Regions from separate parts of the Homo sapiens genome. Here region 1 is linked to region 2. Evidence: chromatin contacts called from ENCODE Hi-C or POLR2A ChIA-PET data. All regions are on one chromosome and are shown on one strand. Each heading gives the region's core, a stretch centred on a gene start or an enhancer-like site at or near the end of the contact. The rest is flanking DNA. Distances are from core to core; before and after follow the strand shown. Region 1 overlaps LOC105370500 (a long non-coding RNA gene). Region 2 overlaps LOC105370500 (a long non-coding RNA gene).

The links. Hi-C counts contacts between places; a loop is a spot of excess contacts on that map. ChIA-PET counts read pairs that join two places held with the same protein, here RNA polymerase II (POLR2A). Pooled maps may share reads with other maps.
Region 1: a map of chondrocyte shows a loop between it and region 2 (2.8-fold over the local background). The contact joins two enhancer-like sites. A Hi-C loop is called at or near these places in 3 of 168 maps with a recorded cell type or tissue (HepG2, chondrocyte and endothelial cell of umbilical vein) and 1 of 50 pooled maps. POLR2A ChIA-PET finds 5 or more read pairs at or near these places in 10 of 52 experiments (AG04449, H1, HEK293 and 6 more).

The regions. Positions count from the first base shown.
Region 1 is chr14:52,834,311-52,837,157 of GRCh38, forward strand. The region is part of intron 1 of LOC105370500 (a long non-coding RNA gene); the gene reads left to right. Among named protein-coding and RNA genes, the nearest start is that of GNPNAT1, 44 kb to the left of the region's middle. RefSeq lists enhancers at 605-1,210, 1,211-1,815. Within about 2 kb of position 1,306, at least 3 of the 41 ENCODE cell types and tissues checked have a DNase peak (open chromatin) inside an H3K27ac peak, as active enhancers do; they include PC-3, where a contact is called at or near this core.
Region 2 is chr14:52,800,096-52,802,840 of GRCh38, forward strand. The region is part of intron 1 of LOC105370500 (a long non-coding RNA gene); the gene reads left to right. Among named protein-coding and RNA genes, the nearest start is that of GNPNAT1, 9.9 kb to the left of the region's middle. Within about 2 kb of position 1,421, at least 4 of the 41 ENCODE cell types and tissues checked have a DNase peak (open chromatin) inside an H3K27ac peak, as active enhancers do; they include PC-3, where a contact is called at or near this core.

The DNA of each region.
Region 1 (2,847 bases), core at 56-2,555, 34 kb after region 2:
AGGCTTTTCCAAAATATGTTCTCTTAAGCCTTATCTAATGTATTTTATAAAAAACTAAATATAATTAAGCTACATTTAGCCCATAACAAGCTCTGGCTTTTTTTTTTTTTGTTTTTTTTTAAACAGAGGGGAACATTTGATTAAATTACTATTCATCTGAAAACATTTGATGGGGGAAAAATCCATTAGATGCATGAAGACAGATAACATTGAATAGTTAATTGGAAACAATCACATGATGTAATACAGATAACTAAGGAAAGGGGTCTTGCATCTGAAATACATTTTTATGTGCTGGTTGCAATATATTTTATAGTCCAGTTGAAATTGCTGTCATGGAACTCTTTGGACCAAAAATGGAAGTCATATAGTGTATCACATTACATCTTCATTTTGGCTGACTCATTGTGTTGGCATGTTTTTGCTACAGATGAATGTAGAGATGGTTCACATCATACTTTAGAAAATATGTCTTTGGATAACAGAACAGAACGTGATTAAGGAGAATTCTGAATTATTAGGCATTAAAAAAAAACTAAAGGCATTTTCTTTTGGCCAATGAAAATAGCTTAGTGTTTTTTTTTTTTTAAAAAAAAAGAAAAAACAACAGGAAAAATATTAGAATTTGATGAGGGGGGTACATATTTAGGTTATTACCAGTTAGCTAATTACCAGGCAGAAATCCCCAGGTAGCAGATGTTACTTTTGTGAAAAAGAAAGCTTTTTTGTGTTACTTAGAAAACTTAATGAATAAAACAATTGCCATTGAAAAACCTAAATACGATTCTCCCTTAGAAACAAACTAATTGTGGGGCCTATAACCAGAGTCAGGAAGTTAGTGATAAAGTTAATGAAGACAAATGGCCCGGTTACCTAATCCCATCAATGCCTCTTCCCTGGAAACCCAAATGGCCTTGGGCCAAAGGGAGATCTGCTAATACTACCTGCAGAGAAGAGGTTTCCAAGCACTTTTCTAAAGTACTTTCCATTATTTACCCTACAGGAGATTAGGTGTGATGTGAATGCAAAGCAGTTATTTTCATTAATGAGAGCCACCCGTGACTCCCTGGACACCTTGACAGAGGACAAAGGCATGTTTCTTTCTCATGGTTTGAAGGAAATAAATTGTTTCCATCTGAATGAATCTGTACTGGCCAAATGTAGAAAGCAGTTGCATGTCCAGGGATAAATTCTGGCCTTTGCCTTCCTACTTCAAGTGGTTTTCCACCCCTTAATTTACCTAAATGAAATTTAGAGAGGCTGCTCCACACTTCCTCCCAAGGAGACAGCTTCTCCAGTGAGTCATGCAGACAGACACCCTCCAGCCACCAGGGCGTGTTCTCTTTTAAGCACAGACAGGGCGGCGTCTCAATGGCCTCCCACGTCACCGACAGTGACGGCAGCCCCCTCCAATTTCTTGGAGTGGGTTGCAGACTCTGCCAGGTGCCACAGCCCTGAGAAACCAAGGAACATGTCTAAGGAGCCTACAGAGTGGGAGGGAAATGCGGGTAACTGAGGACTGTTGCGCCTCACCTGTCTAACAAGAGCAGCATGTGTGCCCGTATGTGGGGGCGAGGGTTGAAAGGGTACTGGGCCTGGGGTGGGGTAGGCAGGTGGTGATAGTAAATGGGTGTAGGGTTTTGATTGCCTGCAACAGGATTTCAAGCCTTAGGCATTGTTTTTTAAATCCCTGATTTAATTAATTAATTAATGTATTTATTTATTGAGACGGAATCTCTCTGTGTCGCCCAGGCTGGAGTGCAATGGTGCAATTTCAGATCGCTGCAACCTCCACCTCTTCGGTTCGAGTGATTCTCTTGCTTCAGGCTCCCAAGTAGCTGGGATTACAGGTGCCTGCCACCACGCCCAGCTAATTTTTGTATTTTTAGTAGAAACGGGGTTTCACCATTTTGGGCAGGCTGCCCTCGAACTCCTGACCTCAGGTGATCCGCCTGCCTCGGCCTCCAAAGTGCTAGGATTACAGGTGTGAGTCATCGTGCCCAGCCTGAATAATTTTTTTTCTATTCTCCCAGGAGGGCTTGGATATAATCACTAAATTTTCTAGCTTTTAGAAGGTCATGAACCTATGGGTTCTATGGACAAATACTGTTGGATTTTATTTACCAGAATGCAATTAGATGATCAGATAAATTATTGGTTACTTTGCCAGTAACTATGATTCCCATGGGACTATTGCTTTTGAAATGCCAACATTTTAAAGCCTTCCAAGGTTCCTGCTGTGTATTAAAGAAAAAACTAATCTGACACACTTATTAAAATAGTAAGGCAGGCCGGGCGCAGTGGCTCATGCCAGTAATCCCAGCACTGGGAGGCCGAGGCGGCGGATCACGAGGTCAGGAGATTGAGACCATCCTGGCTAACACGGTGAAACCCCGTCTCTTCTAAAACTACAAAAAATTAGCCGGGCGTGGTGGCGGGCGCCTGTAGTCCCAGCTACTCGGGAGGCTGAGGCAGGAGAATGGTGTGAACCTGGGAGGCGGAGCTTGCAGTGAACGGAGATCACGCCACTGCATTGCAGCCTGGGCGACAGAGCAAGACTCCATCTCAAAAAAAAAAAAAAAAAAAAAAAAAAAAGTAAGGCAGACTTTGTTCAGGAGAATTGTAGTAAGAGCTTTGAAACAGAGAGATTGAGCTCAACTCTGAATATAATCCAGACAGCTGAGGTTTTATGGCCAGGAAGCAGAGTGAGGGGGTCAATGGATGGAAATTACTAAGAGATATCAAGGATAAGGGGATTCTTGCTAAACTAATAACGTAGGATTCTTGCTGAAGACAGGTCGAGGACTTACATGTCAAAGGTCGGGGATGAGGAACTTGATCAGATAT
Region 2 (2,745 bases), core at 171-2,670:
ATCTATTAAAAAATAGTAAATTGAGAAGTAAAACTTAGTGATGGCTTTACTAAGTATGTCAGTCTCTAATTCTTATAGCATTTTACTATGTTGAGGATGTAAAAAAGCAGATTGCAGAAAATATTATATCTACAAGCAATTTAAACGTTTTTAGCATTAGGGCCGGGAGCAGTGGCTAACGTGTGATCCCAGCACTTTGGGAGGCCAAGGCAGGTGCATCGCGAGATCAGGAGATTGAGACCATCCTGGCCAACATGGTGAAACTCGTCTCTACTTAAAAAAAAAAAATACAAAAATTAGCCAGGAGTTGTGGCATGCGCCTGTAGTCCCAGCTACTCGGGAGGCTGAGGCAGGAGAATCACTTGAACCCAGGAGGCAGAGGTTGCAGTGAGCTGAGATTGCACCACTGCACTACAGCCTGGGCGATGGAGGGAGACTCTGTCTAAAAAAAAAAAAAAAGGTTTTTAGCATTAAAGAGCTGGTACTGCCAGACAGTATGATTTACACCTGTAATCCCAGCACTTTGAGAGCCTGAGGTCTCAAGAGTTTGAGACCAGCCTGGGCAATACAGTGAGGCTCCATCTCTACAAAAAATAAAAAACAAAATTAGCCAGGCATGGTGCTACAAGCCTGTAGTCCCAGCTACTCAGGAGGCTGAGGTGGGATTGATCACACTACTGCACTCCAGCCTGAGCAACAGAGCAAACCCTGTCTCAAAAAAAAAAAAAAAAAAAGTTGGTTCAAAAATACTTTGGATATTTTTTCAAGCAATTGGACAGATGCAAGGTACAATTGGAAAATAAACCTTTCTTAGTCACATACTTATGATTCTTTCACTTAAATTTATTCTTTCGGGCCAGGCACGGTGGCTCAAACCTGTAATCTCAGCACTTTGAGAGGTCAAGGCAGGCAGATCGCATGAGGTCAGGAGTTTGAGACCAGCCTGGCCAACATGGAGAAACTGCATCTCTACTAACAATACAAAAATTAGCTAGGTGTGGTGGCGTGCGCCTGTAATTCCAGCTACTTAGGAGGCTGAGGCATGAGAATTGCTTAAACCCAGGAGGTGGAGGTGGCAGTGAGCCAGGATCATGCCACTGCACTCCAGCCTAGGTGACAGAGTGAGAGTCAGTCTCAAAAAAAAAAATAAATTATGTTTTCAGTTTATTTACTTACTGTTGCCATAGAAACAGGCTACACTGCCTAAACATTTTGAGTAAATTCTACATTTTTTGCTTAAGATGCCCAAGAGTCTCAACAATTAGATGATTGTCATTGAAGCAAAAAATGAAATCAGCCTCATTCAGTCCAAACAGTTTGCTCAACTCCCTAAACCTTATTTAACTTGATTGTGAGGTCACTTCCAGACACCACTGGGAGTTTCTCTAAAAGACCACTCACTTAGAACCACCCTGCACTGAAGGGAAGTGGTGACAAGCTGCTCAAGTAGTAAGGAAGAACTCTTGTCACAGACAAATTTGTCAGTGTTAGTCACACAACTAGAACATAATGTTTAAACGAAAATGTATGACATTGCTGGAAAGCTATGTCGGAAGAACTGCGGCCAAAGCAAAGAGAATTACAGACATAAGGAGAATTGCACTTTCATGACATGAATAACTTAGAAGACTGGTACATAAAAAAAAGCTCTGTGTTTTGTTTTCAGTTTGGTTTTCATAATTTAGTTCACCCTAATTGTAATCTATTTGATATGAGGCAAAATCTCTATTTTGAGAACAATGTTGTTACCTTAGAAAGGAAGGGTTACGGCATTATGCTGACATGCAGTTGGAAACATTTTTAGGATTTGGAATGATTTATTTTTTAGTATCAGACTATCTAAGCATAGCCTTTATCTAATCATAAAAACAGTTTTGGAATAGTGGCCATACCTCAGTGTCAAACACAGAAAACATAAGGCATAATCATAATCTAACAGTCACCCAAGTTGCTTTGAGGCCATAAACAGTAGTTTTCATCTCTGAACCTCAATTTTCTCATCTGAAAAATGGAAACACAAAATACCTTTTTTGTGTTTTGTGTAGTTTTGTTTTGTTTGTGTTGTGTTGTGTTGTTGTTGGGTTTTTCGTTTGTTTGTCTTTGTTTTGAGACAGGGTCTCGCTCTGTTACCCATCCTGGAGTACAGCTCACTGCAGCCTCGACCTCCCAGGCTCAGGCTATCCTCCACTTCAGCCTGAGATATCAAAGCTAAAACATGAAAAATGAAGAAGAGTTGTCTAAGAAACTTCTTAGTTGGCTAAGAGGGGAAAGTAGTTTAGGCAGAGGATCCAGCATTGAATTGATTTTGAAGTAGTGTCGAAAGGAAAGCCAACATGGCTACATTGTAGAGAGACAGGATCCAGATCTTGGAGGCTTTATAAAGGATTTGGCCTTTGTACTGAAGGTAGTGGAAAGCCATTTAAGTTTTTTGTTTGTTTCTTTGCTTTTTGGTTTATATATTTAAGCAGGGAAGTGACGTGATCACTTGCATTTTAAAAAGATCATTCTGGGCACTATGTACAGAATGGAGGAGATGATGGCGCACAAACACTGTAATATATATGTGGGTAAGCCAATTAGGAGGCAGCTGGAGGAAATGGATTGGGGACTGACAGAGAAGGGGGAAAATATGGACTGATTCATGAGATATTTAAGAAATAGGATCAGTAGATCGTGAGGTAAGGATGAATGAATCAAGGATGACTTTCAGATTTTTGGCTTAAGCTAATGGGTGGAGGCCATTTA